Linked DNA regions of Mus musculus: region 2 is linked to region 1. A link is a loop called in an ENCODE intact Hi-C map of the cell type or tissue named here. Cell type or tissue: heart. All regions are shown on one strand. Each heading gives the region's core, and the rest is flanking DNA. Links, peaks and the distances in the headings are about the cores only. Region 1 overlaps Nhsl2 (NHS-like 2). Region 2 holds the start of Rps4x (ribosomal protein S4, X-linked).

The links. Peaks named below come from ENCODE experiments on the same cell type or tissue, not always from the same donor. Only the 100,000 strongest peaks of a DNase experiment are listed, where the experiment ranks them.
Region 2: a loop joins it to region 1, with 7 times the contacts of the local background. A loop is called at or near these places in 5 of 42 quality-filtered maps.

What each region holds. Positions count from the first base shown.
Region 1 is chrX:102,063,234-102,068,605 of GRCm38, forward strand. All of the region lies in intron 1 of Nhsl2 (NHS-like 2), which reads left to right. It overlaps Rtl5 (retrotransposon Gag like 5), which reads right to left. Exons shown (of 2, transcript NM_001278534.1): 1 at 4,321-5,372; 2 at 3,309-3,884. Among named protein-coding and RNA genes, the nearest start is that of Rtl5, 5.4 kb to the right of the region's middle. In heart, for the core only: a CTCF peak has its summit at 3,140 (motif pointing left); a DNase peak (open chromatin) is centred at 3,138; H3K27ac peaks cover 400 bases; H3K27me3 peaks cover 1,390 bases.
Region 2 is chrX:102,187,480-102,192,851 of GRCm38, forward strand. Rps4x (ribosomal protein S4, X-linked) reads right to left here and starts at 1,912. Exons shown (of 7, transcript NM_009094.2): 1 at 1,819-1,912; 2 at 815-892; 3 at 343-523. The coding sequence starts at 1,821. In heart, for the core only: a CTCF peak has its summit at 1,964 (motif pointing left); a DNase peak (open chromatin) is centred at 1,852; H3K4me3 peaks cover 1,974 bases; H3K27ac peaks cover 1,397 bases.

The DNA.
Region 1 (5,372 bases), core at 177-5,176:
GCCAAGAGTGTGAATCCCACCTCTTCCCCCTTTCTCTTCTCCTGATTGTCCCTTTTCCTTTCTCCTTTTCCTTTCCTTCCCTCCTTCTTCAGAAGGTTCTCATTATAGTGTGCAGGTTGGTCTTGAACTCCTGGGCTCAAACAATCCTCCAGCCTTCGCCTCCCAAATAATTAAGACTGTGGGGTCATGTCATTTCATTCTGCATGTTTGAGTTTTTAAGACAGATGGATGGGATGTTCAAAGGCCCAGAAGTATGAAAGGGTGCGGTGTGTAAGGAGAAGAAGGAAGTGATTCAACATGTCTGGAGATAGGACAGACCAGAAGAAGAAAGGAACATAGCTGGGCAGATGAGGGCATGCCTACCTTTTGACCAGATAAAGAAGAATGTCAGAATCAGGTCCAGGAGCCTTCGTCTCCAGGAGAGCCATTGACAATGAGATTTGTAAGTTCCAGAGCAGCAGGTGTGTCCATGCACACATGCATTCAAACATACTCAGTAACACCACCCCAGATACATAGAAAGTGGGTTGATTAGTAGGAGATAGTAGAGTTTAGACCAGCAAGGAACAATAGCAATAGTCTAGGGGAGAGATGGGGAGAGGCTCAACTGAGGGGATAGGGAGTCTGGGCTGGATTGTCTGGCCTAGTCCATCCCTCAGCCAGGTTCATTTAAGTGCGGTGAGTGGGAAGAAAGACAGGAATTGCTGGGGAACTGAGCCTCCTTGTTTCAGCTGTGTGTGGGTCCTTTGATATAAGCTCCTCCCCTAAGCCATGGCCAGCACTTCACGCATTTCATTTTAACCTTTCTCACATTAACATCTGGAGGGGGACCCATGTTCCAGTTCCCACCCAACCCCGATCCTCCATTAGGAGGGCTGCTGAGGTAAGGGGCCCCTATTCTACATCTGCATGTGGCAGGTAGGAAGGGAAGGGGGTTGCAGGGAGCAGGTCAGGGCCTGCTCACTGTCACGGGAAATATCCACCCCTTTGAGCCTTTAAGCAACTGTTTTCTTCCAAGTAGGTCCCCCTGTTACCAAGGCAACTTGAGAACTCTGGGCTTTGTGTTTCTGCCCAGGGTCCCTGGGGAGAGATAGCCTGCTGAGCTTTCCCTGGTCTGGGCAAGATGCAGGATGCACTAAGTGGAGGTCCCCATTCCTTAGGTGCTTTTTTTCAGGAGGAGCCTTCGTTACCCCTTCCTGAGCTCCATAAGCCAGTTGTGACCATGGAGGGCACAGTCTGCACATCAATAGGCCCAGCTTCTTCAAGACAAATGTCTGCACCCACCTATGGACTATCCATAGATATAAAACATAAGAATCTCTGTCTTAGAATCTGAGGTAGGGGTCAAGGAGGGGTCAGCTTACAGCAGACCATGGTATATGCTGGGCAATCATCGTTATATAGATTTCTCAACTGTGAACTGTATGTTAGAATCATCTCTCTGAACTGCTGCCTGCTTTGGGAACTGTATGGGAAGGCTTGTAAGAAAATGGCCAGTAAATGTCATCTGGGCTACTTAGACCCTACAACTAGACTGGCATTAGAATTGTGTAGAAACAAAAGGACAGCCGAGCCAGTATCTTAGGCAGCAAAATCCTCTCCGGCTCGCACCATCTTTTAGGAAGAGGGCTTTGGGAAGCCTTTTCATCTTCTCACCCTTCTCTCCCTCCCCTTCCTTTCTTCTGTTCTGTCACTTCCTTATTCTTGGCATGCAAAAAGGCTGCTGTGAGGTGCAAGGTCCCCTTAGGTTGGGTGCCCAAGATCCCAGGTGGGGCCTGTCTACCTTTGGGTGGCAGCAGCAACCCAGAAAAGCAGTGGTGTCTTCAACACACACTGCTTGCTTTTTCAAGCCACATCTCTCCCGAGCAGGCTTTTATGAGGCATGGGAGAGGGAGGGAGTCAGTTGTTCTCTATTTTCTTAAACCTGGTTGCATTTTCACTTTCAAGGTTGCCATCCCCTAGTCCTCTAAGCATCTCAACATCTACAGGTATCCTTAGCAGCTACTCCTAGTTCTCCATGCAGAGGCTTATTTATGCACCTGCTTTTTCAACACCAAACTGCTGCTGCTATTCTGTCGTGTACCTCATCAACTGGGCTACTTAGTTGCTTCTGTGAATTCAACAGTGACTGAACAAGCAAAGAGGGTGTGACCAAAGAGAGGGTGGGGTTGATGACAGGCCTGGAAGCCCGAGGGACTGGCACACAGTTCCCTTTTCCTCTAGTCCTTCATCTCCTTCATCTGCTCTCATTAGTCCTTACAAAAACTGACCCTAATTACCCCCTGCCTGCAGCATCATGAAAAATCCCAGGGCTGCTGGCATCCCATCTGACCACCTAAAACCCTAGAAGGAGACCCAGTGCTCACTGGGACAGCTCACAGCCTGTGCAGCCCCGTCCTTCCCCAGAATGGACAATCAGCCACACGCTCAGCACTGCCACTGGGCTAGCCTTGCTGGGTTTCTCTGCAAAACAGAACCACCACCTGTCTGGCTCCCTCAGAGCCCCCCAGATGCAGCCCACTTGAGTCAGAGTCACCCCCACCCCCTCATTGGACCCAAGGTTCCTGAGATTTGGGTTCCTCAGATTTAAAAAGAGACAACATTGCCTGGCTGGATTATAGCATTGAAATGTTGGGTAAAATAGTTCTCTGCCCTTTCTGCCTCTCAAGTAACCAGGAATTTTCTATGAAGATGCAGAGCCGGGCAGAATCAGGATACAGGTCTGCCTTCTTAGACAGCGGAGTGGGGGCAGAGAGGAGCTGTTCTGGGAGCTGACTACCAACAACCACAGGATTGTAAAGAAGCCGTTCACTGTCACCCTTAGGGCAGTGGCTTCTAAGCCTGTGTCCGTCCTTACCTTAAAGAGGGTAGGACTAATAAATAACCTGCTGCCCAGGATGAAGGATAATGGCAGGTTCTCAGGGCTTAGTCCAGCACTCGCAAGCAGGAAGGCTCAGCAGAGGGGAAACAAAAACGTTCACTCATGTCCGAGAAAGCTAAGCCAGTCCCAGAATGAGGGTGCAGTTCTTTCTGACTCCACACTCTCTAAGAAGCAGGGAGGTCTTGCTGACCCTACTTGGCCTGCTCTGGGAATTTGGTTCCAGCTACTTCACTGGAATCCCATAGCACCATCTAGTGTCCCAAAGTGGAAGGGCGCTTTCTCGCCACCCTGCCTGCCTTCACTCCCTCCTTCCAAGAACTGCTTGTTGTTGCTGGACGTCAAGGTTTCAGGCTAGCACCGATCAGCTAAGGTGCCTGCGAAGTAAGCATCTTGGGTCCCCGTCTATGTTCAGTAACACAGACAGACACAATCTTTACACACCCTTTATTTGTTTTATTGAGGAGAGAAAGCTTTAGCATACAGAACAATTTATCTTCACAGCACAATAATACAACAGTAACAGTAAAAACAGTAACACATTTGTTTCTCTGGAGCCTCCGGGTGTCTTTGGATCACCCTTGTACCCTGCATGCATCCCCACCCCCACCCCCACCCCCCTCAACCCAAGGAGGCACTCAGAGCTTCGGACAGCTCCTGTAGCTGTCACATCACAACAAATATTGAAGAACTGGGAAAGAAGGGAAAAGGTTAAAGGAAGTTCAAGGCCCCTCTGCCCCCAGAGGCCCACAGGCCAGTTTAGTGCTCATGTGCTTGGTCTCCCTGGTCAGGGCCACAAGCATTCAGACTAAGAAGCACCGTGAAGACAGGCAAAGCCTGTGTGTGCCAAGGGGGATCTCTGGAATCTGAGGTACAAGACACCTGCTTCTTGCGCTTCTCCACAAGGACACAGGCAGCGTGACCAGTATGTTGGCATCAGCAGACAGGGTCCATAGCTTCAAGGAATAGAGTTTTCCCTTCTGGAATTCTCGCTTGAGGAAATAAGCTGAAAAAGAGACACAAAACAAAGTCTTCACATGGTTCCCTATCCTCCTGCCTTGGTGGGAATGGGCAAGGCAAACAACTGAAATGTCTAACAACTGACTCAGGAAGGTGAAATGATTCTGCGTCACACAGATGACAGCCATTTTCAGGCCTGCTGCTGGCCCTCCAGCAGGATGACCTCACCTTGAAGAAAGAAAGAAATGCTGCCTCTGTGTGGCGAGGTTCTGAATGGTCGGGAGGAAGCTATTTTGTCCTTATGGCATTCACTACTTCCCATATTTCCCATAATGACTATACGTTAACTTCTCTCTTTGGAGGAAACCATGGTAAAAGGTAGCCGCAGGCTATAGGAACCCAATTCGACTGATCTTCAGGCAAGAAATGGAAGTGCTAAACAAAAAGGCCCCTTACCTCTTGCTGATGAATAGAGAGCTCACCGTTAACCAGTCTGAGGACTAGGTCTGTCTAGGACTCCTCTTCCTCAAGTTCCTTCTCTGGTCTTAAGTTCAAACTCTAGGGCTGGGTTCTCATCTTCAGACTCCAATGAGGAAGAGACACCATTTGCTGCTTTCTTCCTGCTGACCACGGACAACTTGGGCTCCACTTTGCCCAGCTGCTAGGCACCGTGCAGCAAGTTCAATGTCCAGGAACAACTTGGGCCAGCAGTGAACCAGGCTGCCATTTTGTGGCCAGAATGGACATAATACATGTGTACTTCCCACTGCAGCAGCAGTATTTTCCTGGACCCAAAAGTGAACAGCAGGTCTTTGACTAGGGGCACCTGAGTTGGTGCCCAAGAAGCCCCAGGAGTGTGCAGGAGGCAGTCGCCTCTTAAGCCACACTGGTTAACTGAAGTTCAACAACAGGCCTAGGAGAGGTTTGCCCCTCACGTGAGAACCATAGGGGTGTTGGCCAGCAATGCTGCAATGAGTCCAGTCTCTGCAGAGCCAGCCCTGTTTTCTCCTTTCAGTTCTAAGGACTCCTTAGAGTCAGAGGGGCTTAAAGAGTGGGCCAGCAGGGCTACCCCCACAACCTAGAGGACACAGTCTCCTCAGAGGCCTCTGGCTGGGACTGCAGTCTTAAAGCCTAGCCAGAAGAGGGCCCTGTTCCTAAAGCAAGATTCACTCCTTAGGATGTCAAACTGAACTATGGTGCTCCAGCCACCTCTGCCTCCTCCTCCCCCTAATGCCAGTCCTGTAGGCAACATGAAGGCCGAATTAGCCAAAGTCTGTGCAGAGGTCCTGAGGCAGGAGTCTGAGGGGAAGGTAAACCCCAGCACTCAAAGTGAGGTCTGTTTGCCCGCCATCCCCCCTCCCGCCCCCAAAGAGAGTAAACCTCAGTCAAGTTGTCCATTGCACTCATGGCTTTGCAGGTTCTCGCTGCTCTAGGTGTAGGTTCCCCTTTCAGGCCCTTCTGCTGGAAATATGGCGAGTACATATTTCTTGGTGTCATCCTGCTCGTTGTCTAGTAAGTGGCCTCAGAGCATTAA
Region 2 (5,372 bases), core at 69-5,068, 120 kb after region 1:
GCAACCCTCACTACACTCCTAACTGAGCTGGGGGATGTGTGTGTGTGAGCCCATTTTATCAAGACTCCACATAAACTTTAAATGGGAATTTGGGTTTCAGAAGCTATCCCCACAATATTTAAGTAACAGCCCAACAGAGATTCTGATCCAGTAGGTCTGTATGGGAGAGTAGCAAGAAATTCAAAATTTAAAAAGGAATAAAAGCCCAGTAGCCAAACCTCTCCATATTACCGTGCCAGGGTAGGGGTGAAGACGAAGACCAGGAAAGCCTGGCACTTTCCCAGTCACCTGCCACTATTGGGAGTTAAGGGCCTGTGGCCACTACCGATCCTGATTACTCACCCATAAACCCAGCAGGGTAGGTTATATCGGTCCTGACTTTCCCATCAATCTTAATGAATCGCTGCATGCAAATCTTTTTTACTTCATCTCCAGTCAGGGCATACTTAAGTCTGTTCCTTAGGAAAATGATGAGAGGCAGGCATTCCCTCAGCTTGTGAGGACCAGTGGATGGACGAGGAGCCTGGAAAGTTTTAGGAAAATTACTACACCAAAACTTGGGTTATTTTACATGGGGGGGGGGTCGCTAGAAGATTCCTCAACATTTTCTCCTCCAAAGAATGAGGCCTGCTACTTTGAGACCTGAGTCTATGTATCCACCATCAGTGTACTATGGAATACATGGAGTAGATGAAACAGATGTATCAAAATTGAGGTAGGACACAGGTCTTTAAGACAGCCAAAGATTCTCTACATTCAACTCCACAAATATGCTTGTTAAAGGTATGTCTACCTTTCACACCACAATACTTACAAACACGCCAGTCAACTTATCCAGCATCCAATGTTTTGGAGCAGCTACACGCTTCAGGTGTTTCTTGGGACCACGAGCCTGGAAGAAGTTTTCAAAGTAACGTTGTTACATTGTTTCAGGTCTTTCCAGCAAAGCCTACGGCGTAAATCCTTCAATGAACTGACTTTCGAACTTTCCCAATTAACAAAATGTGGGCAATATTGAAAGCGCCGGGTCCCAGTAAAACGTAGAAAAGACAGATAAGCATCAATAGGCCAAACCCAGTATTCGCACCTTAGCGATTCCCATTTTTTACAGTTATGCCAGATGTCTCCATTATGCCTGCTCACAAAAATTAGCCTTTCATAGCACACTTGCGAATTACCCAGTGATTCAACCCTAGACGCACAGGCAGATAGGGACAGAAAATGGCCCAGGACCGTATCTCAATTGTCAATCGAAAAGTATAGTATTAGAACACAGCCATCTGGATCGAAGGTTTCTGGTACAAAGATAAACTCTAACTCCGGCACTGGCACTACCACGTGTACTGCTCCTTTGTATACTAAAGAGTCGAAGTTTCACATTCGAAAGCGGAAGGAAGCTTTTTGTAATGCTTCGTACACTTACCAGCTACACAACATATAAAGTAAGTCCGTGCCAAAAGATAGACAAATGCACAAGTAAGAGCTAATCCTTCAAGCAGACCCTGCGCCCACATGCCCAAAGCTTCAATCTGCACTCCCGGGCCCTCGAAGTTCTTCCCCAAGTGGAAAAGCATTTCTCCCTGGGCAAGGGGATGTGTGATTAAGCCCAAGGCCTTGCTTGCCCTCTGCGGCAGACTTCCCATCCTAGCTCAGACCAGTATTCTCCCTTGCCGCCAAGCCCATCTCTGCCAGCCTGCAGCAGAGCTGCTTTCGCCTCCACCCTGTAGTCGACCGCGGGAGCCCTGATAACCCGGGCAGCATCGGTCAGGGAGGATGGAAGCCGATGCAACCCAAGAGCTCGCTGTACCCCTGCCTTACCATGGCTGCGCTAGGAACGGAAAGAGACTCGCCTTCTTCCGGCGAACGAAGAAATTAGGGTCGGAGGCTGCGCGCGCGCTGGAGCCTGGGTTGCTCCGCCCAGCCTCAGACTTTCCCAGCGGGCGGGGACTCTCTCTTGCCATCTGCTGGTGGGAGGTCAGAGGTCCCAGGCTGGGAAACTGAGGCTGAGAGAATCTCCCAAAAACTGTTTTTCCTCAGTCCTTTCTCTTCTTTGTGCCGAGTGATGAGTGCTGGGGATACCCAGACCAATCGCACCAGATAACTGCCCGCAAGGAGAGTTCTGTTAGATGGCTGAGTGATAAAAAGATACATTTTAATACTCGATACTTTTCTTATACAAAGTTTCTCTAATCTTCCAGAGTTACCAGTCCAATCAGCCAGCCCCATGCTAAGCGAAAGGTTTGGCCAACGGCATGTTTCTCTTTGCTTTTGTAAAGATTGCTGAGGCACTGAGCCATCCAGGGTGAGATGGTAGGCTCTCTGCTTGAACCTGGCATCCTGCGCATCCACTCCTGTAGAACACATTTGACATTTATTGTACTGTAAGTGGAAGAGAGGGAACATTAGAGAGTATCTGGTTTTGCCTAGCCAGTATGTAGACCTAGCTGTTCTACTTTTGAAGCTGCTGTGTTAGAGTGGTGGCACTGGCTGCCCTTCATTCACCATTTTCTGCTCTCTTAGTTATCTGTGGCCTCCCACAGGTCGATGAAGTCTGCCCATCATAAACCCAAAGATCCAGTCCCTTCAAACTATTATGAAAGGGGTATTTTTCAGCCTCACCTTTCCTCTTTCTCCTGTCCCTCCCCTCTCTCTCATATGTGTGTGTGCAGTTGTTATCATTTATTTGTTATCATTAGTGGCTGCTAGGGAATGAGTCACTTTTTCATATATATATATATATATATGCAAATGAAATATACATTTTGGGGGGGGGGTTCGAGACAGGATTTCTCTGTGCAGCGTTGGCTGTCCTGGAACTCACTCTGTATACCAGGCTGGCCTCAAACTGAAATATACATCTTGAGACAGAGCCTCATTATGTAAGCCAGGGTAGTCTCAGACTCATCATTTTTCTGCTGAGAGTTGAGTTACAGGCATGCACCCCCACAGTCTATATAGTACAAGCAAGCAGACTATATCTTTATTTTTAACTTTTGAGACAGGCTCTTCTAGACAGGCTAGGCTGACCTGCAGCTTGAGAGAGGTCATCTGCCTCATCTTCCCAAGTGCTGGGTGATACGTTACTTCGCCACTGTAGGTGAAATGAGACAAATCAAGCAGAATTAGATTATATTAAATGCAGGTTTATTGGAAAGGTGCTCTCGGGCAAGTTCACTGGCCCCAAGGACTGAGGCTAGGGGAGTCACAATGGGAAGGAAGAGATGGGGGGAGGGGGAAGAGAGGGGAGAGGGAAGAAAGAGGGGAGGAGAGAGAGGGGGAGGGGAAAACAGAGGGCAGGGGAAACAGAGGGGGAGGGGGAAGAGACAGGAGAGTGGGAAGAGGGAAGGGAAAAGAGAGGGGGAGAGGAGGAAGAGAGGAGAGAGAGGGAGGGAGGGGGAGAGAGAGAGGAGAGAGGGGAGAGAGAGAGAGGAAAATATCTGGATTATATAGGGAGCTTCTGGGGAAAAGGCAGCTCACCTCCTGGGCTGGGAAGTTCAGGCTTGGGGGCAGGGTCTGCCAGCTAGGGATTGAGGGATGCGGGGAGAATCTGGAGGCCAGGTCTGCTTTCATATGTAAAATATGCACCTCAGTCTCCTGTCCCAGGGTCTGGGATGATAGGCATGTGCCACTATGGCCAGCCTATAGTTTTATTTCTTTTCTTCCTCTTCTTTTTTAAAGATTTATTTATTATTATATGTGAGTACACTATCACTGTCTTCAGACACACAAGAAGAGAGGGCATCAGATCTCATTATGGATGGTTGTGAGCCACCATGTGGTTGCTGGGATTTGAACTCAGGACCTTTGGAAGAGCAGTCAGTGCTCTTAACCACTGAGTCATCTCTCCTGCCCCTTATTTGTTTGTTTGTTTGTTTGTTTGTTTTTCGAGACAGGGTTTCTCTGTGTAGCCCTGGCTGTCCTGGAACTCACTCTGTAGACCAGGCTGGCCTCGAACTCAGAGATCCACCTGCCTCTACCTCCCAAGTGCTGGGATTAAAGGCGTGTGCCACCACTGCCCGGCCCTAGTTTTATTTTAATTGATATATACCAAGTGTACAGATTTATGGGGCACAGTATTGCATGTTTATGCATGTATATAATGTATAATAATCAGCTCAGAGCAGTTGCCACATCTTCACCTCAGAACTTTATAAATTCTTTGTGTTGGAAGCATTCAGTATCCTCTCTACTACTTCTTTTGAAGCATCCAACCAAATCGTTTCAACCATCACTACCCTACTGTGTATCTGTTCACCATCCTTTCCATCCTCCCCAGGTGCTGTTAGCCACTAGTCTTTACTTCTTTGTGATTAGCTTTTAATACAATTAATTTATTTTCTAGTCTTATTTATCTTATTCTTGTTTATGACTGTTTGGTGTCATGTAGTCTGTGCACCACTTGCATGTCTGCTGTTCCCAGAGGTCAGAAGAGAACCTTGGATCCCCTGGAACTAGAGTCATGCATAGTGTGAGCTGCCAGGTAGATGCTGGGAGTTCAACTCAGGTCCTCTCCAAGAACAAGTGCTCTTAACAGCTGAGACATCTCTCTAGCTCCTTTATATACTTAAAAAGAAATAATATCATCTTGATTCTCCCACAGTTGTGTGTGTGTGTGTATGCACACACACAAGTGTATAATGTATTTTGGTTGTATTCACACACGCCCATTCCCCCTTTGCCACCTGCTTCATGCTCCCTCTGGGGCCCTTCTTCCCAATATGCCCTCTTCATACTTGTATTTTTTGTTTTTGTTTCTGTATCGTTTTTTAGACGCAGTCTCACTCTATAGCCCCAACTGTCCTGGAACTCACCAGAATGCACAGCATCTGTTTGCATCTGCCTCTGGAGTGCTAGAGTCAAGACCATGCTCCACCACGCTCCTCTTTCTTTCTTAAAATAACTCACTGAAGTAACTGAGTGTAGTGACACAGGGCAACAAAGTGAAACCTCCATCTCAAAAGCAAAACAAAACCCTCCACAAAACCCAAACAACTAAGTTCGTTTGTTTGAACTTAAATTTGACTTGCATGTGCGTGGGTGTGGGTTTGTTTCCTGGACCATGGGTAACTTAACAGTGACTATATCCCTGAAGAAAAATGACTCTTCCGAAGCCATTAATTCTCTAATGAAGGATGAGGCCTCATGAGCCCCTCCCCCATTCCATGTTGGAATGTTAATGACTGGATCTTTCACAGGTCTTATGCAGAAAATTACAGCTGCTGAATTCAAGAGGACACTGGCCAAGTCGTACCTAGAGGACAGCACTCCTTTCCATCGTCTGGCTCCTAAATCTCCCTCCCCTTTCCACCAGGTTCCATTACCCTGGGAGCTCTGTGTGTGTGTGTGTGTATGTGTGTGTGTGTGTATGTGTG